4 separate regions of the Mus musculus genome follow, and all the other regions are linked to region 1. Evidence: chromatin loops called from intact Hi-C (ENCODE). Cell type or tissue: heart. All regions are shown on one strand. Region 1 holds the start of Sgk3 (serum/glucocorticoid regulated kinase 3). Region 2 overlaps Sgk3 (serum/glucocorticoid regulated kinase 3). Region 3 overlaps Sgk3 (serum/glucocorticoid regulated kinase 3). Region 4 holds the start of Cops5 (COP9 signalosome subunit 5).

Region 1 (8,000 bases):
TATTAAAGAAGACTCCTGCAGTTTAATGGAGCGACTCCTATAATTTCTAATATTCAATTTGTTCTTTTATATATATATATATATATATATATATATATATATATATATATATATACATATATACATATGTACATATATATTGTAAATCTATTATGACAGTTTACAACTAAGCCTTTTTATAAACGTTTTAAAAAGTGATACTTCAATATATGGTCTGAATAATAAAAATCAAAATATAAAAAAAGAAAAAGAAAGAAAGAACAAACTGCTGGTAAGGACACATCAGCCCATGTGAGCTTACAGGAACTCTCTGCACATGGAAACTTACCACACGGGTAGATATTTCTAGCCCTTCCCAGGTGTCAGTCCCCTTAGGTTTTTCCTATGTCTGTCTCCATGGTAGAAACCGAGTCTCCCTACAAAGGAATCTCTCAGAGTCTGACTAACATCTCTTATTTCACCCATACACCTTAGAAAAGATCAGTCCCTAGCCAAGAGACAACTGCCTCACCCATAACCTTACACGAGCAAACATCATTGGGTTTATTCTGTTTGGTTTTGAGACATGACCTTGCTATGTAATCCAGGCTCCATCAACCTAGGGATGCAAACGACTGAGTCTCCTACCCTAGTTTATAGGAATGGGACGCCATGCCCGGGTAGACTTCTATTGTTCTGTTTGATTAATGACAATGGAGATCATGCCCGGGGCATCCAGAACAGTGGGGAAACACTCTACCAGTGGAGCTACATACAGTTTGGTTTTAAGTAGAACAGTGGATACCCAGAGATAGACATAGACACACTTACAAGACCCTTGTAAGGGATGAGTCTGAAAAACTAGAAGAAAGCAAGGCTTGCTGCACACTGCCCTAATTCTCTCTGAAGCCCTTGGCCTTGGTCTCATGCAGCCTGACACTCTGGGCTGGCCCACATCTTCTTGGCAACAGTAATTAACTCAGCGATCCTGTTAAATTAAATATTGATGTGAACTAAAAGACCGGGCATCTCAGCCCCTCTTAGATTTATCACTTTTCTCCATGAAATGAGGGGCGGGGTGGGGGGGTGAATCAAGATCAAAGCTTCCTTCAACAGGAATGGAGCAGGTAAAGAAAAACAGAGACACATCTTCACTTAAAAGAGTGTGGGAGCCATTTCTATCAGGAATAACACGTTACATAATTTGACTCTCATGAATCAGCAGTTTAGTCCATAATTTACATTAAGTTTTAAAAGAAAGAACACGTGAAGATTGAAAGGGTAATGGTAGTTTCTACAAGGCAGGTTTGAAAAGCACTTATTCCACCTCCACGCAGAGGGCTGACAGGCAGCTGACTCAGATGGGCTTCATTACGATGTTCTAGCTACCTAAAGTCCCTGGGGGAACTGCCATGCTGTCTTTCACCCAGTGGCCCTTCTCAAGTCCTCTCCCAGGTAGTGGCCATACTGTCCTCCCTATTTAAAGGTAATATATCTGGGGCCACATAGTTTAGGATGCAGAGGCCCACACTTAAAGGATATAAATAAATGAAGATACTTTTTTTTGCTTTTTTAGAAGTATAAACTTAAGTAATTAGCTTCAGAAAACACACCGCCATGTCAGACACTTCAGAAGAACACTGAGAAATCCCTTTGATCATTGTATTTGAACTCCCTCATAAACCCAAGTGCTTAGAGACATATGTAAGAAAGCTTTCAGCACAAGAACAAACAGCATTTGTCCCACTTAACACCCCTTAAAACCAGACCAAAAATAAAATAAAATAAAAAATAGGCAGGGTGTTTGACAAGAAAAAAAGAAAGAAAAAACAACCACTAAGTTATTTTTCAAAAACTAGAGATGATAAATCCTTAGTCCATAGGGTATCTTTGTCCTTTTTATAAGGAGAATACTGCATCAGGTACTGTTTGAAATAAGAGAAGCACTGGGTTAGGCCTCTCTTCAGCACAAATCAATTACGATGGTATTTTGGGATGTATGTTTTGAAAGAGCAAGCTTTCTGAAGCCATTCATTCCACAAATATTTATTACAGGCCTGCACGTGCCAGGCTCCGCCCATTTATGCGCCTTCTCCACCTGGGCTCACCCTCCATTAGCTTGGCAAACAGGCAAACAGCAAAGCCAACAGTTTGATACCGTGGTGTCTTTACTTGTACAAAAGGGAGAGCGTTTTGAGATGTACTGACCTCACACGGTCTCTCTGAAGACAATTATTAGATGTTAGGTTGAATTTAATTCACGAGTAGCACTCATGTCTGCGGTATCTACAGAAGCTGTACTGGGGCGGGAGAGCCCCTTTGCTTCGTACAGTCCTATTAATCAGGCTTACCAACTCATTTAGTTACCTCCCAGGAAATGGAAATTTATGAGAAGGAAAAGAACCAACAGAGGCAGTGAGTATGATAAAAAAAAATCTTGATATTACATTTATAATCACCACAGTTGTTATTATTTATTGACCATTCTCAGTCTTTACCATCTAGGCACCAGGCCCAAAACACTCATTTAAAAAGATCATTTTATTTTGGGGGAAAATCCTCTCTCTATATATAAGCCGCAAGACACAAAATGGACACCTTACAGGATTCATCAACCAATTCAGTGCCAGCAACAACCAACCGCAAAAAAAAAAATTACCAAACTGTTAATGGTAATGTCTACAAACAAAAAGGGTTCTGTTTCACAGTTCAAGTTTAATCTGATGCTCCCATCTGAGCCACGTCATATAAATTGTCAAACATATTGAAAACAAAGCTCCCTATAAAAACAAAACTAGGTTCAGTCCAGTGGCAGTGTAAAGAAAGGGAACTTCTGATGTCTGAGTTGTCAGACTTGGAATCAGAGAGTCCACCTTTCTGAAGTTACATGGGATCTGGCCTGAGACCTGCCAGCAACAGGTCCCATCTCTCCACGCCTGAATCCTACGGGGAATGAAGGGTAAGAACTTGCCTTAAGGGAGTGGTAGCCTAAGGGGGCAGAAGGCACACCCATTCCTAAAATATGTCTGAAACTTCCTCTAATGTTTCCAGCTCTTTCTATAACATTGGGGAACTAGAGTATGCATGGCCTCTTCGTGGCTACAACCACAAATAACTTATCATTTTGAGTTAAGAATTTGAGGTAATATTTATAAAGCACTTAGGAAACAGAGCAGTTCATAGTATGAGCTGTGTTTGCTAAATAAAGCAGGCACTTTCCAGGCCTGTTAGGTAAACAATCTAGTGAGAAGGGCAAGACTCTACCCAAGAGGCGTTTTTGGGGTTTTGTTGTTTTGTTTTCCTCTCTCTTTCTCTCTCTCTCTCTCTCTCTCTCTCCCCCTCTCTCTCTCTCTCTTTCTTCTTCTGTGTTTATTCTCGAATCCTAAGTGCATCCAGCATAGTCTCTGCCTGCAGAACTGCAGTTCAACCAGGCATTCGGTGCAACATTAAGTCAAAGACCTTTGTTTCAAGAGGCGAATCCCTTCTCTTTTCTACCGGTCCAAAGAACCATCCCTAAGCGCGCCCTAGAACCGAAAACCTCAGCGCGCTTTAAGGCGGCATTCGTCGGTGCTTGAACCGTGAGAATCGACCGAGCGAAAACAGACCGAAGGGTTCGAGTCTGAGAACTTGAAAAAGAGTGGCGACGCGATCTAGCCCTGCCGACCACTTCACACCGTCGCCCCGGCGGGTCCGCGCAGAACCCCATCCCGCGTCAGGTGGGCTCCCGGGTCCTCGCCACCCGCTGCCCCGCTCGGGGGGCCGGGCGAGCCGCCCGCGCTCCCCCGCGCGAGGGAGCCCCACGCCACGGCGCTGAGCTCTCCCGGAGCACACAAAGACCGCGCCGGGCCGCGGCGGGACCCCGGCGCCCGAGAGAGCCCGGCCGGGACCCCGGCACGCAGACCGGCGCACCCGCCCCGCACCTACCCGGCTGTGCGGCGTCCGGGCGCCCGGGCGCGGAGCCCAGAGCGCTGGCAGTTTCTTCTTCCCGGCGGCGCGGCCGGGCGCCGGCGTTTCCTCCCTGACGCGTCACGGCGGCTCCTCCCGCGAAGCGCCGGGCGGCGGGCGGGCGGGCGGGCGGCGCGAGGGGACGGCGGGGTCGGCCGGGACCCGCGCGGATGGCGGGACCGCTCGGCTACCCGCGCTCGCCCGTCACGCGGGGTGCAAAGTTCAGGAGGAGACGCCGCCGGACTCCTGCGCTCAGCTGACGGGATGCGCGAGGTCCGCGGCGAGGGTGACCTTGGCCCACTCGGGAGCCCGGGCGGCAGAGCGGACCCGGGCGGTGGCAGAGGGCTGGGGGCTGCGGCTTCCTGCAAGCTGGACGCTGCAGAAGCCAAATAAGTATTCGGACGATCTGGAGAGCCCACTGTGCTTCCTTTAGCTTTTTCTGGGCAGTTTTCTACACTTTTTCCCACGTCAGCAGATTGATTTTTTTTTTTTTTTTTGACCAGTGTTTATGGATGAGCGAGGGCTCTCACAAATTGGCAGATAGATGCTATGTACAGATAATATGCGTTTCTCTTGATCATTTTAGATCTATGGATTATTTTTGTTTGTTATTTTTAAACTACCCAACACACTCTACTGCTGGTGCTTGTCCATTTAACTACAGAAGCTGCGTTTTTAAAAACCCGTTCTGTGAATGGGGAACTAAGAATTACACGATTCAATGGTTGTGGAGTAGAGTTAAAATTTTGAACTAGAGAGCCACACCACCACTGTAGTTTAGGTTTTATCTGATACCACGTGAAAGTAGACCCACACAACTGTTTAAAGGATTTCTGTCTGCATGGCATGCTTCATATTTTACATTAATCTACCCTTTGAATCATATGGTTCCAGAAAATTTGCCACAAATCTATGAACAAATAGAGGAACTGAGATGAATGAGTGAGTTCCGTAAATTCAAAGAACTCTTTATATTTTAGAACGATACTCAGAAGATTTAGCCTCATGAATAAATGTAAGAAAAGTTATTTGTACTATCCATGCTGCAATATGGCCTTGTCCTTAAAATAGGTTGTGAACCCAAATTCTTTTATACTGTGAAACCTATTATTCTCACAGGACTTTCTTAACAGCGATTCTCCATGGCTTTGGGAAATGGACAAGAAAATACAGTTCATAGAGCCCAACATATTGCAGCAGTCATTTATATGTTCCACTATGATCTGCTTACAAAGCAATACACACAATAAAGCACACATCTTCTCTGTGACAAAAAAACAAGTGATCAGTGTATCTGCTAATTAAAGCCATATTCATAATACTGAAGAAATGCTCTTGGACAAAAGGAAATTTTATGTCAATAAACACTAAGGGAATGACATCATTCTCGATTAAAAGATAAATACCTAACTATCACCACATTTTGACGTTAGGGAAAAAAAAAAAAACAGATGGAAACCATTTTAGTGTTTCCAGGATAAATTTGTCTTACCACTATAAAGAACGTGGGGCGGGGGAGGGGGGAAGAGAGATCGAGAGCCCACCAACATTTATGGACAAGAAATGAGGATGATCTTCATTTGATTAAGAGGAAGTTAGGTATGGGCTTGTGAGTGAGTGTGTGTGTGTGTGTGTGTGTGTGTGTGTGTGTGTGTGTACATGCACACACATGTAAGCATGCATACAGGGTGGAGATCAGAAGTAGTTTTCTTCCCCAGACGTTGTCCGGCTTATTTTCTGAGATGGAGTCTCTTGCTGATCTTAGACCTGGCTGTTGGCATCTTGGCTGTCCTGTGAGCTCCAGGGTCCTCCCCTGTCTGCCTTCCCAGCGCTGTGATTAGGCACCATCATAGCTGGCTTTGTACATGGCACCCAAACTCAGGTCCTCACATCAGTGCAGCAAGCACTCTACTGACTGAGCCATCTTCCTCACCCTTAAAATTAACTTTTCTACTTAATTCTAGGGATCAAATCCTGGATGCTGTATATACACTAGGCGTCTGCTACACCGCTGAGATGCGTCTCCAGATGCATGTAAGGGTGTGCTTTGAGTAGCATCCCTTTAATTAACTCCTATGGTGATACAGATCTTATTCCCATTGTCCAGTATGTTTAGGGTTAAACTATAAAAGTTGTTGAGTGTTTGGTTAAATACTTATGTCTTTTTAAAAGGCTTTCTGTAAAATCAAATTTTAAAATAGGTGAAGCTTTTTTGTTGAAATGTAGATGTTAATGTTTTCTTTGAAAGAATGGCTCTGTTCATGCACACAAGGCAAATATTTTGCCTATCTGTTCTATCTTTAGCGTAGAGATTATAAAAACAAACTTTGGAGTCGGGCCCAGGGTTAATGCATATCTTCCCCCTTTGGACTTTGGGCAAACCATTCCACCGCTGTTTCAGGAGTAAGAAGAGGGTGATGGTAGTGCTTTTTCAACCTCAAAACAGATATGACAGTGCATCATGGCATGCTGTAAAGATCAAACGAACTTAATTAAATGTGGGCAACCTAGGATTGATTGACCAGTGTGACTTAACAGAGCTCAGTTGAGAAGCATAGCCTGACAGAGGATTAGGTCCTAAAGGATAAACCCCCGCCGGGGCGTGGTGGCGCACGCCTTTAATCCCAGCACTCCGGAGGCAGAGGCAGGCGGATTTCTGAGTTCGAGGCCAGCCTGGTCTACAAAGTGAGTTCCAGGACAGCCAGGGCTACCTGTCTGGAAAAAACAAAAACGAAAAAAAAAAAAAAAAGGATAAACCCTCAGGAGTGGATGGACGGCTGAGTGATGTCATTATTGAGGATGCGCTACTGAGAGAGTGCGTCGTTATGCACGAGTCTGAGCCTCTTCTTACTTGCATCTTGGGATAAAACAACATGGGGTTCTTCACCTCGTGATGGCACTTTTGGGTGAGCCAGCTATAGAATCCTGAGCCTGATGGATGTCTGCTCAGGACACACACCCGTTCCGTGTTTTGGAGGCTTGTTTTGTTTGGGGCAAGGTCTCACTATGTAGCGTCAGCTGGACCGGAACTTGCTTGGGTGCCCAGGCTAGCCTCCAGCTGCTTCCAGAGCACTGGGATTAAAGGCATGGGCCACCACTGCCCAGTCTGGTATTCTTTTATACTAGCAGAAAATAGAAATAATATGTTCAGAATCTTGGAAAATTAAGCTGAGAATATGAATTGTTGACCTATGTATTTCTTTTAAATTCCCAACCACTTACCCAGCTAACACATTTTTAAAATAATATATTCCACTGCAATGATCACTTGGATTCTCATTATTGCTATTCAGAGTAGAAAACTTTTTCTCTAAAATGGTGCCTAATCTGAAAGCATTATTAATCTTAATGTGAAAATAATGCCCTGCATTACTTGTAGTTCTTTTCTTGTAGCCTTCCAATAGGTTAGGGGCTCCCAATAAAAGAAAAATAACTTTCTTTAGGGAGGACGATTGGTTTAATGGCTGACAGGACCTGAATGATTTCCTTTCATGAGTTAACTGTTAAGGCAGTCAGGGCCACCATTGGTTCTATAGAGATGAATGTCCAGGCAAGAGATAACCAATGGTTGGTTACAAGAGCAATGATGTTTTTGATGTTTGCACAGCTTTTATAGTCCCCTTTCTGTAGTCCTAGTACAGACTTGTCTGCTTAAGTGGGTCAGCCATCATGAGTTGTTGATGTAGTTTTTGATATATTCACCAGTGGAAATGCTGATTTATAGCACCCGACACCCTCAAATAAAAGAAAGCCATTTTGAAGAAAGGTAGTTTAAGACATGATACTAACCATGAACTGCTTATGAATACAGACAGAAATGAAGTAAATATTGAAAAGGAGTTAGCTTTCTGAGCAAAATCCCTTTGCATAGAACACAGGGCAACCTAAGATATAGCTAGAAAAACCCGCAGACCAGCGGAAGGGAAAAGGCCTGTCACTGCCTCCTTGGCATAGAGCAAGGTTAATGTGTTTCTTTGATCTAAAGAACAGTGCTCTGGGTGCTGATGTGGAGCTGAAGGATGCAGGTAAAAGGCACAGCTCATCCTTGTTTCTGGGACCAAATCAGCCAGCCTCAG
Region 2 (8,000 bases), 65 kb before region 1:
AGCATTAAATCATCAGCAGGTACCAAACTAACTTTCATTAATTCAGCCAAAGACAGCCGTAGAGTACAATTTGATATTTTAAGTGGACACACACACTCACGCACTGGTGTGAGTACACAAGCCCACCTCAAATCAGGAAACATTTGTACACCCTACTCTTTCCCAGAATGTGTGAAAGTATCTCTGCTTGACAGAAGGAAAGGACACCCAAGTTAATCCACACTGCAGTAGCAATGTCTGCCAAACTTGGTGGAGGTTAAGTTCCTCAAGGACAGAACAGCCCCAAGGTAAAAACACAGAAAAAAAGGCAAGTTGCCTACACTCCACTATTTTATCCAAGCTGTAATGTAACAGCCCTTGCTAACCTTCAAGGTAATGTTGCTAGAAAATATGGTTATAAAAATGTGTTAACAAGTATGCACCATTACAACACACATTAGCGCGCGCGCACACACACACACACACACACACACACACACACACACACACACACACACACACATACTACACACATACACAATTCTGCAACCTAAGAGGCTAGGGAGAGATGAGTAACCAGATAACACTCCAACCTCTGTTTGTATCAATGCACAGGTGTTTGTTTAGAAACAGAGAATAGGGCCAGAGAACTGCTTTCTGGTTCCACATCTAGGACCCTGAGAAACAGCTACCATTTTCAGTTACCTCTGCAAGTTAGTAAGGCAGAATATACTGTTTGGGGTGTTTAGCTTAACATTTCAGATCTTCTCAGATCCCAGGTGAGCATGGATTCCAGCTGAAAATCTCTTATCTCAGGGCTTAACTGGCAAGGATTCAGTGGCCTACTTCTAACAGATCAGTGGTGGTCCAAAAGGGGGCTGATGTGCAATACTGAGAACAAAGGCACTGTATTGGAGAGAACCCTATTAGAACCTACTCACACCAACAGAAGATATTTTCAAGTCAGCCCAGCAAGGGCACGGCCAGCTAAAACACTGCCTATACAATCATGAAGACAGAATTTGGGTTCTAAAACTATGTAACAGGTGGTATGTTCTGCACACATCTCTAACCCAAACTCTGAGGGAAGACTTTTGGCTTTTTGGCTTTTGGTAATGAAGAAAACATGAGCTCCAAGTTCAAGGAGAGACCTGCCTCAAAGGAACTGGCATAAAGTGACGAAGGACACCCAAGGATACCTGATTACTTTTGTCCTCTATGGATCCACATGTGTGTGTGTACTATTAAGAATGTATACATATGCAAATAAATGGACATATATTTTTAAAGTGTTTGTTTTCCAATAGCAGTCACTGGTCACACTATTAGCATATACTCATTGTACCTTATAAAGCCCTCCAGCAAATACGGTGGAACTAAAATCAGAAATGCCTTTACCTTGAAGGTAGAAAAAGAGGTAAAACAAGGGAACATTTTAAAAATGAGGTGGAAAGTAATAAATGCCAGAAGGCACTATGGAAATTTCCGGGCAGTAGTTTTTAACGCAGGGACTTCAGGAGTCTACAACAGTGAAGTGGCACAGACTCTATACACACATCTGACAAGACGGCTTATGAGTTTCATACAGTTTTCCAAGGAGATGTGCAAACAGGCAAAAATATGCACTAAAAAGAACAATTACTGTTAAAGTAGCCAAAGGAAGCTTTGTTTTCTTATTATTTTTCCGTTTCCTTTCTTTTTCTTTTTTCTTTGAGGGAGGGTTTCTCTGTTGTAGCCCTGGCCGGGTTGGAACCAGCTCTGTAGACCAGGCTGGCCTTGAACTCAAGAGATCCACCTTCCTCTACAGTGCTGGGATTAGAGGTGTGTACCGCCACCACCTGGTCTAAAGAAGGTTTTGTGAGGATTGCTCATTCAAAAGAAGTAAAACCTAGACCTGTGGAGAGGGGAGGAGAATTCCTGGTTATGAAAGAACACAGGGGCAGGGGAGTAGAGGGGGTTGGGGGGAGTGGAGACATTGCTGTCCTTACTCTTCCCACCACACACTTACCGTGAACCTCTTCTTTTTCTCTCTGTGTTCGTCAGAGCTGGGAATGCTTACACTTGGGCAGCTCTCCTTGTAGTCCATGATACAATCCCTCTGCATTTAATGTCTTGAAGGACAGAAATTGAGTCTGAAGTTTCAAAGTTCTCAGCAGAGGGTAAATATAATTCACAAATCCAAAATATGAAACCTCTTGAGGTAATGTTCAAACTCCATCATGGAACCTTAAACAATAGGAAGAAAACACGGTTAGAAAACCATTTTCAGAGTACCTGGCCTTGTCTGGCCTTTGAAGAGGACCGTGTGGGTACGCTTCATCCCAGAGATGTAGGGATGGGTCAATATATGAAAATGAGTAGATCGAATCTATCATAAGAACAAACTGAAAGGAAAACCAACATGGTCATCTCATTAGATACAGAAAATATCTTTGACAAACTCCAACCCTTCATGATAAAAGCCTTAGAGAGATGAAGGATACGATGGACATACCTAAACACAGTAAGGGCTATCTATATACAGCAAGCTGATAGCCAGCATCAAATTAAACAAGAGGAACTTAAACAAGACAAAGTTTTCCACTGATCTCTCCATAACTATTCAAGATAGTACTTGAAGTCTTAGAGCAATAAGACAACTGATGGAGATCAAGAGGATACAAATCGGAAGGAAATAAATCACAGTCTTCTTATTTGCTATGATATGATAGTATGTATGTATATATGTGTGTGTGTGTGTGTGTGTGTGTGTGTGTGTGTGTGATCCTAAAATTCCCACCAAGGAAATTCTACAGCAGATAAAACACTTTCAACAAAATAGCTGGATACAAAATAATTGATAAAAATCAGTAGCCCTCCTACATACAAATGATAAACATACTGAAAAGAAATCAGGGCAACTACACATTTTACCATAACCTTGAATAATATAAAACATCTTAGGGTAACTCTAACCAAGCAAGTCAAAGACTTATAAAATAAAAACTTCAAATCTTTGAAGAAAGAAATTGAAAAAGATATCAATCAATGGAAAAATCCCCCATGCTCATGAATGGGGAAAATTAACATAGTAAAAATGTCCATACTATCAAAAGCAATCTACAGATCCAATGCAATCCCCATCAAAATTACAACACAATTCTTCACAGATTTGAAACAACCAATCTCAGCTTCATATGGACACAAGAAGCCCAGGATAGCTACAACAATCCTAGACAATAAAAGAATCGCTGAAAGTCTCACCATTCCAGATTTCAAGTTGTACTACAAAGCTATAGTAATAAAAACAGCACGTATTGGCATAAAAAAGCATGTTGATCAATAGAATTGAATTGAAGACCCAATTATAAATCCAGACACGTAATCTTTGATAAAGAACCCAGAAACACACTGGAAAAAAAAAAAAACAGCATCCTCAACTAATGGTACTGGTCAAATTGGATGTCTGAATGTAGAAGAATGCAAATAGATCCATATTTCCCACCCTGCACAGAACTCAACTCCAAATGGATCAAAAAGACTACAATCTAAAACCAGATACCTTGAACCTGATAGAATAGAAAGTGAGAAATAGCTCTGAACTCATTACCACAAGAAACAACTTCCTGAGTTGTCTTTAGCACAGGCACTACGATAAAAAATTAACAAATGGGACGTCATGAAACTGAAAAGCTTCTACAAGGCAAAGGATACTACCATTTGGACAAAGCAGCGGTCCATAGAATGGGAAAAGATTTTATCAACTCTGCATCTGATAGAGGACTAAAATCCAAAATATATAGAGAACTTAAGAAAACAGATATCAAAAAAACCTAAATAATCCAATTTTAAAATGGGTTAGAGATCTAAATAGAAAATTCTCAATAAAAGAAACTCAAATGACTGAGAACCACTTTTAAAAAAATGTTCAGCATCCTTAGCCATCAGGGAAACACAAATCAAAGCTTCTTTAAGATTCCATTTTACACCTGGATGAATGGCTAGAATCAGCAATGCAAGTGACAGCTCATGCTGGCAAGGCTGTGGAGCAAGGGGATACACATCTATCACTGGTGGGACTGCAAACTTGTACAACCACTATGAGAAGCAAAATGGCAGCTCCTTAGAAACAAGAAACCAATATACCTCAAGACCACCCAAAGGATGGTCCACAATACCACAAGGACATTTACGCAACCATGTCTATTGCTGCTCTTTATAATAGCCATAAATCGGAAATAAGCTAGATGTGCCCCAAATGAAGAATAAATAAGGAAAATGTGGTACATTTACAGAGAGGATTAAAAAAAACAACAACAACTGACATGAAATCTGCAGGCAAATGGATGGAACTAGAAAAAAAAAATCCTAAGTGAAGAAACCCAGACATAGAAAGTTAAATACGGTATGTATTCACTTATATGTGGATATTAGCCATATGATAAGCTGCGGAGAGGGTATAAGAAGGGGCTGGGGGAATGGAATCCATTTTATGAGTGGACTGGGAGTGGGAGTGGGGCAGAGGGGAACAGGAGAGGTACTGAGGGGGAGACAGCTAGCAAATAAAACCTAGTGCAGTGAGAAACATCCTAAAATATATGAAGGCGATCCTGATAAAGTCTCCAAATAATGAGGGAAACACAGTCTTAACTGGCCATCTGTTGTCACCAAGCAAAGCTCTCAGTGCCAGTACAGGGTTACATGCAATTCCCCAAACAACTCAGGCTGTTGCCAAGACGATAGGTTGTTCTTCCCAAACCAACTGCAGGAACCCACTGTTGAAGACAACACCTGCACAGCTCATAACTGGGGGAGGTCGAGTAGTGCAGAAAGAACCTTCTCCCCGATGGTCTAGTGTCTTTGGTATGAAAAAATACCCCACAGGCAACCAATGTAGACACCAACCAAGCCACAAAAAGGATCTGCAATCAGTTCTGCTGGCAAAATATACTAGGTCAATGGTGGCACAAAGCTTGTGAGACAGAACCCATACCAACACTGCCAAGAGACCAAGGACCAGTGACTAGATAACCCAGAGCTATACTTTGAAACCAAAAAGAAAAAAAGTAGTGATAAAATGATATTCTACTACATTCAAAGATCTGTGTCTTGTTCAGCCATTACCAAATGAGGCTTCCTATGCAGATAGGAACAAATACAGAGACCCATAGCCAGATATGGAGAGAGAGAGAGAGAGAGAGAGAGAGAGAGAGAGAGAGAGAGAGAGAGAGAGAGAGAGAAGCAGACAGACAGACAGACCTTGGAACACACAGCTTTTATTGGGATTTCTCCATCAAATCCCTCCCCTCAGAGCTCAGGGAACCCCGCAGAAGAGGAGGCAGAGAGTGTAAGAGCCAGAGGGGATGGAGGACACCAGGAGAACACAGTCTTCTAAATCAACTGAGCAGAGCTCCTCTGAACCCAGAGACTGAAGCAGCAAGCTCAGGGCCTGCAGGTCCTCTGTGCATACCTTACAGCTTTCAGTATAATGTTAGATGGGACTCCTGCATGTGAGAGCTAGTGGGGCTCTGATTCCTGGGCTTTTGCGTGAGGCTCCTTCTGTTGATCTGCCTTGTTCAGCTTCTTTTTTTCTTTTTTTCTTTTTTTTTTTAATATTTTTTGGTTTTTCGAGACAGGGTTTCTCTGTGTAGCCCTGGCTGTCCTGGAACTCACTCTGTAGACTAGGCTGGCCTCGAACTCAGAAATCTGCCTGCCTCTGCCTCCCAAGTGCTGGAATCAAAGGTGTGCAACCGCCGCTGCCACCACCCGGCTTCTTGTTCAGCTTCTATGTGATGATTTTGATCTTGTTATTTTTGTGTGTGTGTGCTATGTTTGGTTATCTCTTAGAAGCCTGTTCTTTTCCAGTGAGACAGAAAGGGAGTGGATCCGGATGGGAGGAGGTGGGGAGGAGCTAGAAGGAGTGGGGGTGGGGAGAACTGTATGAGAAAAGAATCTACTTTTAGTGAAAGGGAAAAAAGATATAAAAATAGGAAATACATTAGTAAGTGATAGCCCTTCTATGGAGGGACAGGATGGTACAGTGAGATGCAAGGTGTCCCAGGATGGGTACAGACAGATGGCAGGGCGATTGTAACAAGGGCTGGTGTTACTCACAGGTGTCCTTGAAGGTATGCACAAAGCAAATGACTAGTAGAATGTGGCTCTTTGTAGAGTCTTTAATTTCTTATAGCTGCCAACAGATAGGGTGAAGAATAAAGGCCAGAACTTAATGGTAACTGGTGAAGAGCAATTAAACGCAAACCATGTGGTCACAGATGCTACACGAGGGCCCTTGTGGGAAAGCAGATCCTGGATGATGACTGCCAGCGTTGGGGCAGCATGAGTGAGGCTCAGAAGGATGGCCTCCATGTCCACTCAACTGCACTTACCCAGCTCAGTGAAGCTACTGTGCCTATCTGGGGCATCCAGACTTCATTTGGGCCTCTCTATCCCGTCCTTATGCTCCATGTGACCCTTTCAAGTTTTGTTTCCCATCCCAAGGAGACACCAATTCCCCTCAGACACGGTCTCACTTTTCTTTATTATCACATAACCCAGCTTACAAAGAAGTTCAAGACAATGGAGAACACACTGAATTCAACCTAGAATTATCATGACCCATTAAAAGGCCACAAGTACATACTGCTGACTGTTCTTTAAGGTCTTTTCCAAGAGAGATCTGCAGTCACCTCAGAGTGCATATCCACTTTGAAAGGGTAACTATGAAACTCTTTGAAAGGTCATTGGACACCATTTGTAAACTGACACCAGTTTCTGGGGACACAAAATGTATTCTACTAGTCAGAGTGGGGCTCCTAAAGATGGTGTAAGAGATAACATTGGCCCTAGAATCTTGGTGCGTCCAATGGAAACAGATTTATCTTCTATCTTGCCAAATCCCCACACTGGATCCTCATCCTGCCAAAACAGCTATTACGGGAGAAAAGAGCCTTGTAGAAACCTCTGACAAGCATCAAGGGAGGAGGAAGGCTACTGACGCATAGCTTGTCAACAGCGATTGTCCATTTGGTTCCTGGCTTACAGCCCTTATAACCAACCACTCTACTCTCACTACCAAAAAAAAAAAAAAAAAAAAAAGTACTCTGCCCAAAAAACACTCTTGCTTGTGATTTCAGAAATCAGTATCACTATGAAAAAGCTGATGAATCGGGACTGCTGAATCCTATCATATCTGCACTTACACTGCCTGCTTAACTGGGTGAGAGCCAAAAACATTTTGGGACATGATTATGGATTGCCAAACTCTAACCAGGTGGCAACTACTAATTCCGTAAGTAACTCCAGATGAGGTATGTTGGGTCGGTGACTATTAGGATAATCCCTGATGACAAGTATATGGCTTGTGACCCGATAAACATCTCTTCTACCATCAGTGAGAGACACAGAGATGCTGTCACATGACAGAAACAGCAGTACCTACTGTTCACTGTCATACCAGAGGGCTAATGTGTGCACTGCTGTCATGGTATGGTCTAGACTCCAGAGCAGTGGTCCTCAACCAGCGAGTCTCAACCCCTGTGGGGATGACCGACCCCATCACAGAGGTCATGTATCAGATATCCTGTACATTATATATCTACACTACAATTCATAATAACAGCAAAATTAAAGTTATGAAATAGCAACAGAAATAATTTTATGGTTGGGTGTCACCACAACGTGAAGAACTGTATAAAAGGGTGACAGCATTAGGAAGGTTGAGAACCACTGCTCTAGAGGGACCTCCACAGGCCATCACACTGATCCACCACACTGATGACATTAGCTTCATTGTCCCAGTCAACAAGAAACAGCAGAACACTGTGGACACCTATGCAGATCGTTCCCTAGGCTTCGCTGCTCAGAGACAGGATGTCCTGTCTCAAGTGAGAGATGACACTGCCTCCACTGAGCCATGAGCAAAACAACCCAGACTTCATGTCTGGAGAGAAACCCGCAAGGACTGCCAATTTTTATTGACACCTACTCTATAAAAAGGTGCTATAAAGAGGAGAGCTGCCCTAGTCCCTGCCTTGTCACAC
Region 3 (8,000 bases), 50 kb before region 1:
GCAACAGAAAAATGGATAAACATTGAATGGCAGAAATGTTTGATGTTCTGTAAAAAAAGAGATAAATTCTTACTCAGGCTGGCCTTAAACTTCTGATCTTCCTATCTCAGATTCTTGAATAAAGTTTTCAATCAAGTTTATATCTGAAAGCATCACAAGTGAAATAAAATACATGCCTCAATTGAATATGTACATAGAGACATTTCTAATGTAATTATTAAAAAAAATTTGTTAAACCAAAAGTTGTATCAAACAAAAAGTGTAAGCTTCATTAATACCTCCCATAAAATAAACACTCTGGGATGTATATTTTCCACGCATACAAGAAAACAAAGGAAGAAAGAGGTATGAACATATTTTAAGATCAAAAACAATGAGGCCAGGCATGGTGTGCCTGTAATCTCAGCACTCAAAGAGGCTGAAGCAGGATTATAACGTCAAGGCCAGCCTAGACTACACAGAGAGACTGTATCTGAGGGTGGGGAGAAGACAGACACAGAGAGAAATTACATCGTGTGAAGTCAGAGCCAAACAGAAGAAGAGAATGTTCAGTCCTCTCCAGCTCAGAAAACAAAGTGGAGAAGCAGGACTCCGTGTGCCTGGGGATATAAAACAAAAGACAGTTTAGGACTAATACTCCACACGAAAACCCAAAGCTGCAGAGGCTGCTCTATGCACTTTCTTGCGCTGACACCTTCCTGTGTGAGGCTATTACATATTTCTATAAACATCTGCCTGTCTGTTACGCATCACGTATACTGCTGTATCTACACCTAGTCCCTTAAAAACCCAGACTCAATGTTTTCTTCTCTATCTTTTTACTTCCTACTCAATTTCCCTACCATCTTTCTAAGTTCCTACTTTCAAAACAAGCTGTGACTCTTTAATGATCTGAAAGGTCCACTAGAACTTGAGTTCACATTCACTTAAAAACCAGACACATGGGCCTTGTGTTTCTCTTAAAGTAACTGGATAAATGTAAAGACTTGACTATGGGACTTCTGTATGTGTAGTTCATGTCCTTCTGTTTAGATACAGTAACAGATGACTTGAATCACAAAGCAAGGGGGACTGACTAATATCTGAGAGAGGTAGTACCAGAACTCTGAGAAAAGGCAAGCCAACTCCAACTAAACTCATCCATCATCTGGGGTGCAGCGGCACGGAAGGGCTGGGGTGGCGGTGCGTGATAAGCACTCTTATTCTGTAGCAGAGATTTTCAGCACAAGTGCAATAGCTAGTAGGTCAGTTTGTCAAAAATGCCTGCTGACAGTGGAGAAAGCAGCCAAGTCATTAGTAAGAACAGGACTGTCACAAAGCAACGGATACAATCTAAGGGTTTTACACAGCCACTGGAAGCCTACTTTATTTTATATTTGAAAGCCTACGTTGGGATCACTGCTTTTATCTGTGGGAGACACAGGCTGCAAAGGGGTTTGAGATCACCACACAGGAAGATGAATGTTCGCTTCTCTGAAGACATGAAAGCCTTCGGTGTGGAACTCAAGGGCTGTAGGTGCATTGGAATAAACAAAAGAAGAGGGCTTAACAAGGATGGAGTGGCTTGTTTGGGGGGAAAAACTTAGCTATTTGTCTATTGAGTGGAAAGTATGGGGGAATTAAACTCTATCTCAAGGTTTTATTCCTGGGCAACAAGGAGAAAGAGCTGAAAGTAGAGGGAACCGGCAAGTAAGCAAAATGCTGGTAAATTAGGTTAATTATTAGTTGTACTGCAAATATCTGTGCAAAGCTACACAGCCAACATCTTCTTGGGCCAAGCCCTGTTTCTAGGCACTAGGGATTCCACAGGGAACACAGGAGGAAGCACCCTTAGCCACATGGAACCTCTAGCGGCAGAAAGCAGATGAGTAATTACACCAACTAAGTATATATTATAGGAAGTATGGGGTTGTATGCAAGTTTAAATAATAAGGAAACATCTGAACAAATATCCAGAGGTGAGGGCATGAGCAATGCACAGCGCCAGGAAGTCAGCAACTTACACACCAGTATCTCAAAATAATTGTACTCTGAAAGGCTTTTGAAGTTACCAGATGCATTGCCACATAACCTATCCATTCACATTTCAGCGTTCCCGGTATCCCTGCCTGACTGTATCCTACCCAATCAAGAAAACTTCTCTAGGAACTCAGTGATAAGAAGCTGTACACGGTCGATTTATTTATGTTGTTCATACCTTCTGCACACAGAGAAAAGAGCTGCATTTGAAAAACAAAAGCAAAGCACTGCTGGAACATGTTTGCACAAAGCTTAAAGACACTCATCTTGTTCTCAAAGCAATAATTGATGCAGCAGCTTCCAGACTGTGATTTAAATCAAAGGTGCTGAAGAATGATTATGAATCATGCAATTAAACTACGAAGCAGGATGCTGCTGAGTGAAGAAACTCTCAGCACCATAAAACAACTGTCAAAAATAAAAACAGTAACTCCCATAGTCCTCTGCTTTTAAATTTTGTTGATCAGCAGAGCTGAGTTCTAAGCTCTGCCATGTTTTGGTTCTGGGTCTTTAGATCCTCATCTGTAAAGACCAACAGGACTGGCTTTTCAGATTTATTTTATTTCTTTATTTATTTATCTGCCAATTTTTGAGTCAAGGTCTAGCATTCTAGTAACTATGAAGCCCAGTCTGGCCTTGGACTTTCAGCAATCCTCCTGCCTCTGGCTCCTGCCTGCAGAAGTTAATAGCATGCATGGGCTTATGACCACATCCAGATTCCATGTCTCCTTCGAACCTATTTCTATGTGGCAAGCTACTGCTCAGATGACATCTGCTTACCTATTTTGAAAGGTGGTTGATGCACTTTTGCAAAAGTATAGTACAAAATAAGCACTCACCCCAAACAGCACAAGTTTTCCAAAAAAGAATTGCTTTTAAAGAAATCTACCCCAACTCTCAAAACAAGGTTACACGCACCCTAAAAAATATTTTCTTTTATTTTTCCTTTAGTCTTCAAAACTAAAATTTATTTGTTCGCGGGTGTAATTCATGGGCAGAGCATGTGCTGGGGGTGGATAGGTGTTTCCAGCCCAAGCACCAACAGAAGAAAAAGCGAGATGCTTGTAACGTTTAGGGAAGAACTGGAATAAAGTGGAATAAAGTGATGATCAGCTCAGAGCACCCTTAGTACTAGAGAAAAGAACCTTTAGGACTCAGTTCACAAACTGTCTCAAAGGAATCTCTCAAGCATTTCTGACAACAGCTCTAGGAGATTCCCAGAAATGACAACCTTAGAGATTCATGCTCATCAGAAAACAGAGAAAATATCCAACGTTCGTTGCCAAGCACTAGGATTAACCCAATCTTTACAACAATCCCGGCACCACCGTTTTACATGCGTGAAATCCATGGCGCAAACAAGCTGAGCCAACTGCTCAAGTTTTTCGGTTAATAAGTACACAAGAGCTCAAGCATTCCAACTTACAAGCCGCTCGCTAATCTCCAAGTCATGCTCCCTCCTGGAACCCTGGCGCCCTAACAGTCCGTATTAGTCGCACCTTTCCGTTCCGGCAGGCAACCGAAGTCTACGTCCAGAACCAAGCACCATCCATGTATTTTAAGGAACATTAAATACTGCACACTACCTGAGGTTTCCAAGGGTGCGCGTGCGGAACCACTCAAGCCCCCTCCCTCCGGAGCTAGTGCGGTGGGCAGAGCCGCAGCTCCAGCGGGACCGGTGAGTGGTCTGCGTCCAGACCCGCGAGAACCCACCCGGTTCCCACCGCGCTTCGAGGCGTGCGCGCTTACCTTCCGGAACCCTGCCCTTGCGCGTGGCAAGCTGGAAGCGCCACTCTCCGGCGCCACCCGATCTCAGCGGGCTTCTCCACCCACCTGCCCCTAGGGCGCCTGCCTGAGGGCGCCCCGCCCGCATCGGCGTCCCGCCCACATCCGTGGCCGCCTCCCCACCCCCCACCCCCACCCTCCCCGCGCCAGTCACCTGGCGCCTGACAAAGGTTTCCGCAGACCGCATCCAGGGAGGTCCTATGTAAATAAAGCCTGAGTGGGGGTTGAACCTGGGAAGGGGGGGGGGGGAGGACACAGGGAGAGGGGAAAAGAAGAAAGTGAAGAAAAAGGCTTGGGATGGCAAACACCAGCACTCTCTCCCAGATCCAGCTAAGGAGAGCTTTGACAAGGCACATTCCGCTACTTCAGCAGGGTAGGAGTCATACACGAATTCAGTGTTCCACGTGCAAAGAGTCTCTGGGAATACTATTCAGAGAGGCAAAGAACATAATTCCGGTACTAACCTCCATCTCAGGCACTCCCCATCCCTTTTTAAAATGGTAAGAAGGGCACATGGTGCCCTTACTCTCCAATCAGCACTTGAGAGACCAAGGCAGGCCTGGCTACACTGTAAAGCCAAACTGGATGACATGTGACTCTGCCAATAGACAGACAGATTCATAGATAGATGTTGGTGGATAGATAAAGTGGGCACTAGAGGGGCAGACAATGGGATCAGATCCACGTCATCCTCTGCAATATTGCCAGTTCAATATTGTCACACTGGGCTACTTGAGACTCTGGAGAGCAAGGGTAAGGTTAGGGAGAGAAAGTAAAGGCGGGAGTGATGAAGGGAGGGCAGGATGGAATTATGGGCACTGACCACAGGTAAGAATTCTCACCCCCAGCTTAAATTATAACCATTCCCCCACTGTTAGCCGCATTTTAGGAGAGCAGAGCTGTCAAACCCAGGCAGTGTTTGGCAGAGTTAAATAAAACCTATCAGAGACCTTTCTTGGACAAAGGTCCTGTACCAGGCAACAGCAGTCTGGACTAAAAACCAGACTGTACTCACTGAAGTCCCATGGGGTAAAATTATATCACTTTTTTGGACGGGAGAATGAAAAATACAGAAATATCATGAATAGCCCAATAATTCATTTAAATCTTTAGCTGTTATTTTTAAAAACAACCTTAAGTAATCTGTCGTTAACCAAGTGGTTACTTTCCTATTGTCTGGTTTCCCTCTCCCCACCACAGGAGGAAAGCAAACCCACAAATAAGGAACCCCCCTTCTCTGTGACTCCCTTTCTTCCATTCTGTCTGTCCATAAAGCCAGTGTCTTCTTGTTGTTGTTGTTGTTGTTGTTGTTGTTGTTTTGTTTTGTTTTTTTGAGACAGGGTTTCTCTGTGTAGCCCTGGCTGTCCTGGAACTCACTCTGTAGACCAGGCTGGCCTCGAACTCAGAAATCCTCCTGCCTGTGCCTCCCAAGTGCTGGAATTAAAGGCATGAGCTACCATGCCCGGCCAAGCCAGTGTCTTTATGGAGAAAGAACAGCCCAGTAAGATCTGTAAGTCCTTTTCACTCCTGGGGACACTTTTCACTCCTGGGGACAGAACCTAGACCCTCATACAAGCAAGATGAGCTTTCTATCATCAAATGAGAGCCAGGTGCTCCCTCCCAAATGTAATTTTCTTTTTATGGCCGCAGGAATGTCCACAGTGTTGCTTCATGGTTTGTGATTAGGTGTGTGGATAAAAGGAAGCAAGAGTACTTGAGGGTTTTTTTGGTTTCTTTTAACTATGAAAACATCTATCTGCATTTGATGGACAGCAAGTGAATAAAGGCAGGGAAACACAAGGCTCACTTTACCAAAGAGAGAGAGAGAGAGAAAGACAGAGACAGAGAGAGAGACAGAGACAGAGGGAAAACAGGTGCACAATGACCTCTACTGCAAGAACTTGAGAAATGAATGCCCAGAGGTTAGTCTGCTCGCCCTGTCCCACAGGGAAGTCACAAAATATAACATCCTCAATTTGCATATGAGTCAAATGAAGGTGGCCTCCTAATCTCTAAATGCCCTTCCAGAGTTTGTCTACTCTGGAAAACTAGAAGGGCTGGCCCATCAGTGTTCATAAAATAAGTGAGGCTTAAAATCAGAACGGGACCAAGCAGCTTCTGGGGATCAAACTCAGGTCATTGGCTTGACAGCAAGTGCCTTAATCTAAGCCATTTTCCAGCCTATAATTTTATGCTTAAAGGTTTTACAGGAGCTGGAGATATGGCTCAGTAGTTAAAGAGCACTCGCTGCTCTTCCAGAGGATCTGAGTTCAGTTCCAGCACCCTCAGTTGCTGGCTCACAACCCCCAGGACCTCTAGTCCTAGGAGATCTCACGCCATCTTCTGGCCTCCTAGGGAACCTGCTCACACATGACAAACAAGTACAAAAGGTACAAAACTGGAAGGAATATATAAATTTACTATTTCAATATCTGGAAAATACACTGTGAACTAAAAGAAGAAAGGATTAAGGATGATTTCATTTCAAAAATCTTAAAGATGGGGCTGGTGAGATGGCTCAGTGGGTAAGAGCATCCGACTGCTCTTCCGAAGGTCCGGAGTTCAAATCCCAGCAACCACATGGTGGCTCACAACCATCTGTAACGAGATCTGACTCCTTCTTCTGGAGTGTCTGAAGACAGCTACAGCGTACTTACATATAATAAATAAATCTTTAAAAAAAAAATCTTAAAGATGGACTTTGTTTACTGTTATAGAGGTGTTGGGACCTGGGAGAATGGTGAGGGTGAGTGAGATGCAGTAGTCATCTTTATTCAGAGCATCCAACAGTTTATATTCTGAGGGTTAAGAGGAGTCATGTAGAGGGGCGTGGTGGCGCACACCATTAATCCCAGCACTCGGGAGGCAGAGGCAGGCAGATTTCTGAGTTCGAGGCCAGCCTGGTCTACAGAGTGGTGAGTTCCAGGACAGCCAGGGCTATATAGAGAAACAAACAAACAAACAAAAAGAGGAGTCATGTGAGTAAAGTGGGCAACTTCAAGGACACGTCGTATGTGGCAAAAGCAGTAACCGTGGTTCTCAACCTATGGACTGTGACCCCTTTAGGGTCCAACAACCTTTTCTCAGAGTCACCTTAGACCATTAGAAGTCACAGGTATTTATTTACCTTACCATTCACAAAAGTAGCAAAATTACAGTCATGAAGTAGTAATGAAAATAGTTTTTGATTGGGGCTTACTAACAACATGAAGAACTGTATTAAAGGGTCGCTGTATAGGATGGTTGAGAGACCCTGCTATAGTCAGTTGTGATGTATGATGTGGAGTAAACTCTCCTATCAGCCACACCTTGGAGAGGCACGACAGTGTATTCTAAGCATAGTTCTGTGAAGTTTCAGAAGAAACTGAGGTCATGAGACTCGTGGCTTGTTTTCTTGGAGTTTTCTCATAAGCACTCAGAATTTTCCTCACAGGAATCCATTCTTGGAACATGTTTTGACATACTTAGCAAAGGGATTATTTTAAGTGGCTTAAAAATAGGCTGTGTATGGTAATCAATGCCAGTAATCTCTGCAACTCAGGAGGCAGAGGCAGGAGGATTGTCATGAGGTGAAGAGCAGACTGATCTACATAATGAGCTGCAGCCAGGGCAAGAGAGTAAGACTGTCAAAAATAAAAGAAAAGAATGTGCATTTATTAAGTTCTATTTAAGTAATCACAACATTAGCGAAGTGTTAGCACACTGAAAACTGTTTGTCCTACAGGATAAGAAAACATAAAAGTACCTTGATGTTTTGCAACCAGGCATTTTAGCTAAGGAACCTGGAATGGGTCTCAAAGCTCTTGGCAATGAAAAAAGTAAGGTTGGTAGTTAAGAATGGCTCCAAGGCTACATAAGAAGAGCCTGTCTCTGACAAACAAATTAGTATATGCAGAAGTTTATAAAGATGCTAAGAAATTCAGAAAATAACTAAGAAATTAATTTTGGATGGTACTACAGAACTAAATATCTTGAAAATTGGTTATGAAGAGTAGAATCCAGACTCTACTCTGCCTTCACCCCACAGTAGCCACATGAAGGAAGTGTCAACAACAGAAAATCTGTCTTCCTAAAGGAAATGAAGCTAGTGGATAAAGGAGAGAGAGAGGCAGGCTGGGTAGAAGTCAATGGTTAGCTCCCCTCTCTTAGCAAACCTGAGGCCCTGAGCCCAACCACAGGCACCCAAAAAGGAAACA
Region 4 (8,000 bases), 240 kb before region 1:
ACATCAAAGATGTTTACTTAAGCGGTAAGTAAGTGTTTTCAACAGACAGAAATGGTAAGTACTTGCCATCCCAGTTACTCCCTACTCAGGACAGAGGCAGGCAGAAAAGATCCCAAGTTTAAGCAGTCAATCTTCAATATACTCCATCAAAACAGAACGTAACTACTTTAAGATACAAGGACAAACATGGGGTCAAATGAACACAGGTAGGGATAACCCACAAGTAAATGCTGGGCAATGTTCACTTGAATGAATGCGGAAGACCTGAAGCTGGATAAAATGTCAGGATTCCCTCCTAACAGTAACTTAGTACCAATTATTATTACAACTTCTGAAACTCATCTTAGGTAACAGTAACTACAATAAACTATCTATTAACCAATAGCCTTTTCCCCAGTAATGACCTTTTGCCAAAGGCTATTAGGAGCAATACTGTAGTTAAACAATTTAGATGAACTACTACTGCACTGATGTATGGACGCATCAAGAACACACAATAATGGCAACCCGAGTTTCTTAGTAAGAGGGCGCTGGGAAATAATTATATGACTGGAGCTTGAACTGGGTGACTTCGGAAAAAGTGTAAGAGAACAGAACTTTGCCATCAGGAAGTGGGAAAAATTTTAATTAAATTCTAATTAAAAATTCATAATAAATCTTACCTATAGTATGAGGTTAAAATGAAACAAAAAAAAAAAAAAAAAGAGGCAGCTACCTGCAAAAAAAAATGACTCTACTACAAGAAAAAAGGACTAGGGACAGATGCTCAGGGAGAAATAAGATGTAGACAAGAACAAGGGCAGGCATAAAAGACAGAGGGGAAAATGAAGTTTCTCATTGAACTAGCCAGAAAGGGTCTCACAGTCTTCTTCTCCTTAGCATATACATGAGCATTTGACTATGAGTACCATCCAAATCTGGACAAATCACTCTGAATTTTGCTAAAGAAAAGGTGTCCTGAAAGCATCCTTTCCTGTTTGCCTTATCTGAACCTATCTGCTCCCCTCCCAGGCCATCCCAGAGATTCCAGAGAGAAAGAGCCTCTCTATGGGAGCACGTCAGCAAATACTTCACACCAGCAAGTTCACAAAAAAAGGGGGGGCAAAACAAAACAAAACAAAAAAAAGTGTCTCCCTACTTTTTTGGAGCTCTTTTTTGCTTATCAACATGACAAGCCATTCTTCCACATAAAACTTAGCTTCTTAGAATAACTGGCTTTCTATAAAGCCTTTTTTTCTTTTCTTTTCTTTCCCCCCTGGAGGCAGGGTCTCACTATATAACTCTGGTTGGCTTAGAACTCAAGAGATCTGCTTACCTCTGTCTCCAAAGTGGTGGGATTAAAGGCATGTGCCACCACACCCAGCTATAAAATTGTTTTGATTGCTTTTAGGACCTTACACTGTACAAACTGTTTGAAAACTAAGTCTTATCAAAACTTCTACGTTAGCTTCTTAATCTTATTATCTTCAGAGCCAGATATATCTCAAAAGATGAGTCTCACTGCTAACATTTAATGAAAACTTGATTTGGGTCTGGAAAAAATGGCTCAAAACGTAGACACTTGCAGCCATGATGACGGAGTTTGACAGCTGGGATTCTGTAGGAGGAGAGAAAATTAAGATACACACACACACACATCATACACATATATATATGTATGTGTGTGTATATATATATGTGTGTGTGTGTGTATATACATACACACAGTACGTATTTCTTTCAAACCAGATTCTAATTCCACACAAAGATACACTATCAAGGCAGAGAAAGTTCTCTCATCAAGCAACCACAGTGAGAGAAAAGCAACAGATTTCATAGGGATATGGAGAAGATTAAGTTTAACTTGCAAAGTGTTAAACATTAACCAACCCTCCGGGTGCAAGCACTCTGCGAGGCTTAGCAGCGATGCGCCAGCAGAAGAGAAGGCGCAGGAGAGCCACTAAGGTCTCCAGAGACGCAGCGGGTGGCAGATGCCTCTGAAAGCGTCAACGCGTTGTCAGGCAACCGGCGGGCCCAGAGGCCGCCCGGGAGTCTGCAGCGCGCGTGCAGGGCACCGCCCCCAGCCCGGCAGCCTCGAGACCAGCACCTGGGGCCAAGCCGGGCCACCGCCTCGCGACCCGCGCCTCAAGCCCTGCCCCCACAACACCCCGGAGCTTCCCGGCTCCGCCCGGCAGGCTCGAACCCCCGCCCGGCTACAGCGACCCGGGCCGGCCTCCCGCGCCAGGGCGCCGACTCTTCGCACAGCCGTCCACACCCGCTACCCACCGACTTACTCCCAGCGAGAAGCCACGCTCCCAGCGGGCTCCACAGTCCGTGGTTCCGGCGACTCCGGCGCGGACCTAAAAACCGGTCGCCCGCTCAGGACTCCGCCTCCCAGGCCCAGCCCCCCGCCCGCCCTCCACCAACGGCCAGGCGCGGCCCCGCCCCTCGGGCTGCTGGCGGAGGCCGCGCGGCCGAGGGCGCCCCCTGCAGCCCCGGAGGCCACCCGGTGCACCCGCTGCTGCGCCCAGGGATTCCTGAAATGTGACCACTCCCAGGCTAAATCCCAGCCATCCAAGCCCAGGACGGTCTCCAGTCACGAAGTGTGGATGTGAGAGAAGGAATGTCCGCACCAGCAGTCTGGTCAACTCTCTGTCCTGGGCTTTCATTACCATTTCAACATGTTATTCTGTATGTTTCGAGTGGCTGTGTATTGTGACCACTGGAACAAGCTTACACAAGCTTCTCAGAAAGAACTTAAGATACTAATGTACTCTAATGTCCCTAGTGTGCCCGAAGTTATACTTTAAGAAGATTCTATTTTTATTTTTGGTTTCGTTATTTTGTCTCCAATAGTCCAGGGAGAAAGCGGGGTTGGAACTCTTGATTCTCCATTCTCCACCTCCCAAGTACTGGAATTAGAAGAATGTTGCAATGTCCTTGCTCTGTTTTGTTTGCCCAGCTCCTTGACTTTTTGAAACAGGGTCTCCTGCAGCCCAGGCAAAAGCACCTGCATTAGAAGAGGATACAGACGGGCAGTAGTGGTGCACGCCTTGAATCCCAGCACTCAAGCAGGCAGCTCTCGAGTTTGAGGCCAGCCTGGACTACATAGTTCCAGAACTGCAAAAACCCCGGGGTCCAGGTGAAGCAGCTACAGAGCCTTCGAATTCCTGTGAAGGAGCAGTTACTGACGAAGAGTTAAGGAAAGGCATCTCCGAGCTGTGCTTTTTAAAATCTGTGTGCTCTAAAGCAGAAATGTCAAGAAGTGCATTTCAAGCAATGCCTAACAACTAATATATTACTAAGCCAAGGAAAAAAGTTCTAATAGAATGAAAAACTGGGTTGGGGGAGCTAAAAGAAGATGATGAAGCTGGAGAAGTCTTTAAGAACCGTGTTACGAAAAAAATTAAATATATTAGAATTAAATAAAACACAAATTTCATGCATGCCTTCAACTTACAGTCTAGTGGGCAATTGGGGATGAGAATGTGAGGGAAGAAAACCTAAAAATACGACTGAAACAAATTTCACATTAACTGCTGGAAGGCACAGGTTGCGGAGATTAAATCTGCACTGAGACAAACCTTTTTTAAAAAGTAGCGCCTAAGGCATTCACCGCTCCTAACACTTGTATAAAATGTTACCCTATAAAGTCCCTAAAAAAGTTAATCTTAGCAACCGGTAACTTTTGCTTGCCACCTCGCAACAGTAGCGAAAACACAAAAGCGGAACGCCAACCACAAACCCCGGAGGCTTAACACACCGCAAATTATCTTAAAAGAGTCACGCGATCTTCCCCCTCCAAAACCAATAATCCGGAGATACTTACACCTCTGTTTCTCTAGAGATATTTAGTATTCCAAACAATTTATTTCGTTTGAAGCACCTACACTCACATAAACATAATTCCCCAAACTCAAGTTTCCTCCTACACACAATATGGTGGCATCTGAGTCTGCGCAGTACGAGCCGAGCCGGCCGACTCCTTCCTGGCAGGCCAATAGTCCCGCCTTCCGGCGCGAAAGGCTGTACCATTCCCACACCGAGGCTTTGCGTCCCTCGCAGTTCACACGAACGGATTTCCGAGCCAGCATGTTCTCGTTTCACCGGCAAGACTGATCTTAGCCGAGCCGAGCCGAGCCAACCCTAAGGAAGTGTTTTCTATGTCGCTGCGCCGCCGCCGCGCCCCAGCGCGCGAATGGTCTGGACCAACGTCACCTCCGGTCTCAAGTGTCATGGCTGCCTTGAGAGTCTAGTGAGTGTGCACCCTGGTGGGGAAGGTCCAAAGCCCGCACGCTGAGGCCCAGTAGAAGAAAGTTGCATCTTGATTGTGGAGCGACAGCTTCTCCGGTGCCTCGGCCATGGCAGCTTCCGGGAGTGGTATGGCCCAGAAAACCTGGGAATTGGCCAACAACATGCAGGAAGCGCAGAGTATCGATGAAATCTACAAATATGACAAAAAACAACAACAAGAAATCCTGGCGGCGAAACCCTGGACTAAGGAGTGAGGAGGTCCCTGGCGAGACGCAGGGGAGGGCAGGGATGGCGGGACTGTGAGAGACCCGCGAGGGGTGGGAGATGAAGGGTGTGGTGAGCTTGGCTTTCTGTGGGGCGTCGACCGAATATTGGCCACAGTGGCCTTAGTCTGCCTTGTCAGTAGAGCCTTACCTGTCCTCTAGGGCCTGCTTCGATTCCCCTTTTAGAAAGTTTCTTGCCTTCAGGGCGTGTAAAGGGCTGACTTGGGGTGCGACTTTTGTCAACATGATTATTTTTGTAAATCTCACACACTCTGCCTTGAACCTGGTGGCTACATGCAGTTAGTTGCAGCCTTCAGTAGATTCCCAAACTGAAGAGCGTGGCTGTTTTTATAAATCGAATGAGCAGAGCATTGATTTAAAAAAAAAAAAAAAATCCATGAGCTCTTGGATTGATTGGTTTGGTTTTTTTTCAGCTCTTTAGACACATACCAAATCCTCTTAGCAGTTCCCTACAATACTACTACAATTCATGTAAACCAGGAATTATAAGAGAGAGCTTAGAAGCATTTTCCCCAGCCAAATCCATGTATCTTTGGGATTGACGACAAGTCAAATGATTCTTTAGAGCAAATTGTATTAAGGAGAGTGAAGAAAAAAATTACAAAAGGTTGCTGAGTAGACTGTCTTGCTGTCTCCAGGTGTTTTGTTCTGATGGCACAGCTGGCTTTAACCGTCAGTACTCTGTTTTCAGTGTTTATTGAGTTCTTACTGTGGGCCTGGCACTGGCCTGAAGATTTTCGTGTCTTTTAATAATCTTGACAATCCAGGATTCTTTCCCTTTCTGTAAATAGAAAAATAAGCAAATACATTCAGAAACACACCTCATGGTCATACTATAGCAATGAGCTTAGGTTCAATAGACTGAAAATCAGGTCTCAATAACTGTCATTTAGACTGTTGACTGGCATTAGGAAACTAAAGTATCTAAACTTATCTATAAGATAAAGGTTAAACGTAGCTATTAATGATGTCATGAAGATGAGATAAGGTAATTTATTAAGAAGTTCTGGATGAGCCATATGTAATGAGAGCATAGTAATGGTTGTTTTTATCTTTTTCCCAAGTAGATGGAAAAGCCAGTTTTTTAATTTATATCTTGATTTCCAAGATGGTCTCAGTAACTTTGAGCTTGTGGTTGAAATCTAACAAAAGCTATATTTGGTTGCATGCATCCAGTGGGCCATGGCAACGCTGAGTGCCCCACACAGATTACTTAGCTGTTTCTAAAGCAAGCTGCGTGATTTAGGTGGATGTAAACTCAAGACTTCTTCACCATCTATGGCTATCCTAACATGTAGGGTATGTCAGGGATTTTAAACTGTTGTTCAAGAGTTTAATCACATACAATGGTTAGTCAAAGAAGTAAAGATACTAGATCACTCTCAAGATGCTATCAGAAGGAAGCCACAAGCTAACACACTTTTTTTGAGAATATCTTAAAACAGGTTAATAAGGCTGATAACAGTACCTTAGGTTTTAGTGTCTGTGGGACTAAGCACTTACTGTGTACTTTTCATACTAATAGGTGACATACCTATTTATAGATATGTGACATAGACATTAAGTGGCCCTACTCTCTCAGGTAGGGAGTGTCAGTGTAAGATTTTAGACCTAAGCAGGGCAATTTCAGAGGCAAACATTGTAGAAATTAAATCCTCTGGCTCTGTAGGTAATAATACTTGCTATCAAGCATGCAGACCTGAGTTCAAATCCCCAGCATCTATTGTAAAAATCCATGTGTGGATATGTGTGTGTGTAACCTTTTAGCATTGTATTGAAGGATGGCAGAGAAAAGGAAGTCTGTAAGCTGGTCAGTCAGCCAAAACAGTGAGCTTTCAGTAAGAGGCTCTCTCTGTCTCAAGGGGATGAAGTAATAAAATAGAGGAAAATGAGCTGGGCATGGTGACACCCACATTTAATCTCAGCAGAGGTGGGTGATCAAGTTCCAAGGTCAGCCTGGACTACTGGACAGCCAGGTTATACAGAAAAACGCAGTCTTAAAACAAAACAAAACAAAAGGTAGAGAAAGACCCCTGACAGTCCCTGTCATCTCCACATGCCATCTGGTGGCACACTAATAAACATGTACCACAGATAATAAATAAATAAATTACTTAATTAATAACTCAGTAAATTAAGGTCAGAAAGCTAGGCCTAAGAAGGTAATCAAGTATAATAATTCCATGATGATTGAGAAAAAAGGCCTGTGGACTTGATCATTACTCCCTCACCTCAGCAGTATATTAAAGTTTATCCCAGACTCTTTATTTTACCCAAGGGGCTGAGCTGTGACTGTGACATGTTATCTCCAGGTACCTCATACTTGCTGCTCTTATTCTACTCCCACGCACGGTCCATACTCCCCTTCCATCACTATCAATCCCTTCAGAACTTACTTATTTTCACAGAGACTATCTTCTGAAATTGTACATTAAATAAGAACCTTAATCACAGTGTAATTTTGTTTTATAGTCACCACTACTTTAAATACTGCAAAATCTCAGCATTGGCTCTACTGAAAATGGTGATGCATGCCAGGTCAGGAGGCAACTTGGAAGTGATGGGTTTGATGCTCGGGAAAGTCGACGGCGAGACCATGATCATCATGGACAGTTTCGCTTTGCCTGTAGAGGGCACAGAAACTCGAGTAAATGCTCAAGCTGCTGCGTATGAGTATATGGCTGCATACATAGAAAATGCCAAACAGGTAAAAATATTGTTTCTTAAATCTAAAAATCTCTATGAGTCTCAGGATGACTTCTGGGTTTCTGAACTTAAAACTGTCCTTTTCGCATTAAATTCCATATTTTAAATTAAACAGTTTTTATGTGAAATTTTAAAAGTCTTGTGAGATTTGTAATATTAGGTTGGGGGAGGGGATCCTTCCAAGATACGTTTTCATTTTCACTGTCAGTTGTGTTTAAAAAAAAAAATTACTGTAGGCTGGAGATGTGAGTTAGTGATGGAGTTGATGCTTGGCATTCCTAAGCCCTAAGTTCAGGATCTCCAGTACCCCTTAAGGAAACAAGAACAAACAGGAACAACAACAACAACAAATTTAGGAATTAACTGTTCCTGAGTAGAGTATATCTATTGATGGACTATAATGAACTATGTAGGCTAGCTTTTTAAAAAAAGCTATCTATATCTTCCCTTATGTGGAACAAGCTCCAGAATTGTTTCTTGAATTTAAAATGTGGTGTGCAGCTATGTGCAGATATGTTTGTTAATCTGCAGATATCTGTGAGGGTGTATAAGATGTTAGAGTGATGTCTGGGCTGAGAAACAGGAGAGAAACGATAGAGAGGAGACTGGATACCCTTGTTCTTGTACCTTGATAGTTTCACACTGTGCATATGTATTATCTGTTCAGAAATTCCTTAACTTCAAAGCAGCATTTGTTGCATGCTGTTATTGGGCACTACATAAAACCTATAAATGACAGTATCTCTGAGAGTAAACCATACCTCAAGCAAGCGTTTT

The links. Hi-C counts contacts between places; a loop is a spot of excess contacts. Peaks named below come from ENCODE experiments on the same cell type or tissue, not always from the same donor. Only the 100,000 strongest peaks of a DNase experiment are listed, where the experiment ranks them.
Region 2: a loop joins it to region 1, with 2.2 times the contacts of the local background. A loop is called at or near these places in 2 of 42 quality-filtered maps.
Region 3: a loop joins it to region 1, with 3 times the contacts of the local background. A loop is called at or near these places in 8 of 42 quality-filtered maps.
Region 4: it touches region 1 in a loop (6-fold over the local background); 5 of 42 quality-filtered maps call a loop at or near these places.

The regions. Positions count from the first base shown.
Region 1 is chr1:9,794,150-9,802,149 of GRCm38, reverse strand. Sgk3 (serum/glucocorticoid regulated kinase 3) reads right to left here and starts at 4,020. Exons shown (of 18, transcript NM_133220.2): 1 at 3,904-4,020. In heart, a CTCF peak has its summit at 3,728; a DNase peak (open chromatin) is centred at 3,989; H3K4me3 peaks cover 2,195 bases; H3K27ac peaks cover 1,668 bases; H3K27me3 peaks cover 283 bases.
Region 2 is chr1:9,859,336-9,867,335 of GRCm38, reverse strand. Sgk3 (serum/glucocorticoid regulated kinase 3) reads right to left here. Exons shown (of 18, transcript NM_133220.2): 3 at 1,988-2,205. The coding sequence starts at 2,083. Among named protein-coding and RNA genes, the nearest start is that of Mcmdc2, 45 kb to the left of the region's middle. In heart, no CTCF peak of the experiment used is centred here; no DNase peak of the experiment used is centred here.
Region 3 is chr1:9,844,154-9,852,153 of GRCm38, reverse strand. The region is part of intron 2 of Sgk3 (serum/glucocorticoid regulated kinase 3); the gene reads right to left. Among named protein-coding and RNA genes, the nearest start is that of Sgk3, 50 kb to the right of the region's middle. In heart, a CTCF peak has its summit at 3,850; a DNase peak (open chromatin) is centred at 3,823; H3K4me3 peaks cover 1,373 bases; H3K27ac peaks cover 918 bases; H3K27me3 peaks cover 422 bases.
Region 4 is chr1:10,034,153-10,042,152 of GRCm38, reverse strand. Cops5 (COP9 signalosome subunit 5) reads left to right here and starts at 3,994. Exons shown (of 8, transcript NM_013715.2): 1 at 3,994-4,483; 2 at 6,990-7,224. The coding sequence starts at 4,341. Cspp1 (centrosome and spindle pole associated protein 1) reads right to left here and starts at 3,935. Exons shown (of 30, transcript NM_026493.3): 1 at 3,809-3,935. In heart, CTCF peaks have their summits at 2,314, 2,513 (motif pointing left) and 4,274; DNase peaks (open chromatin) are centred at 2,172, 2,382, 4,032 and 4,212; H3K4me3 peaks cover 4,186 bases; H3K27ac peaks cover 3,140 bases.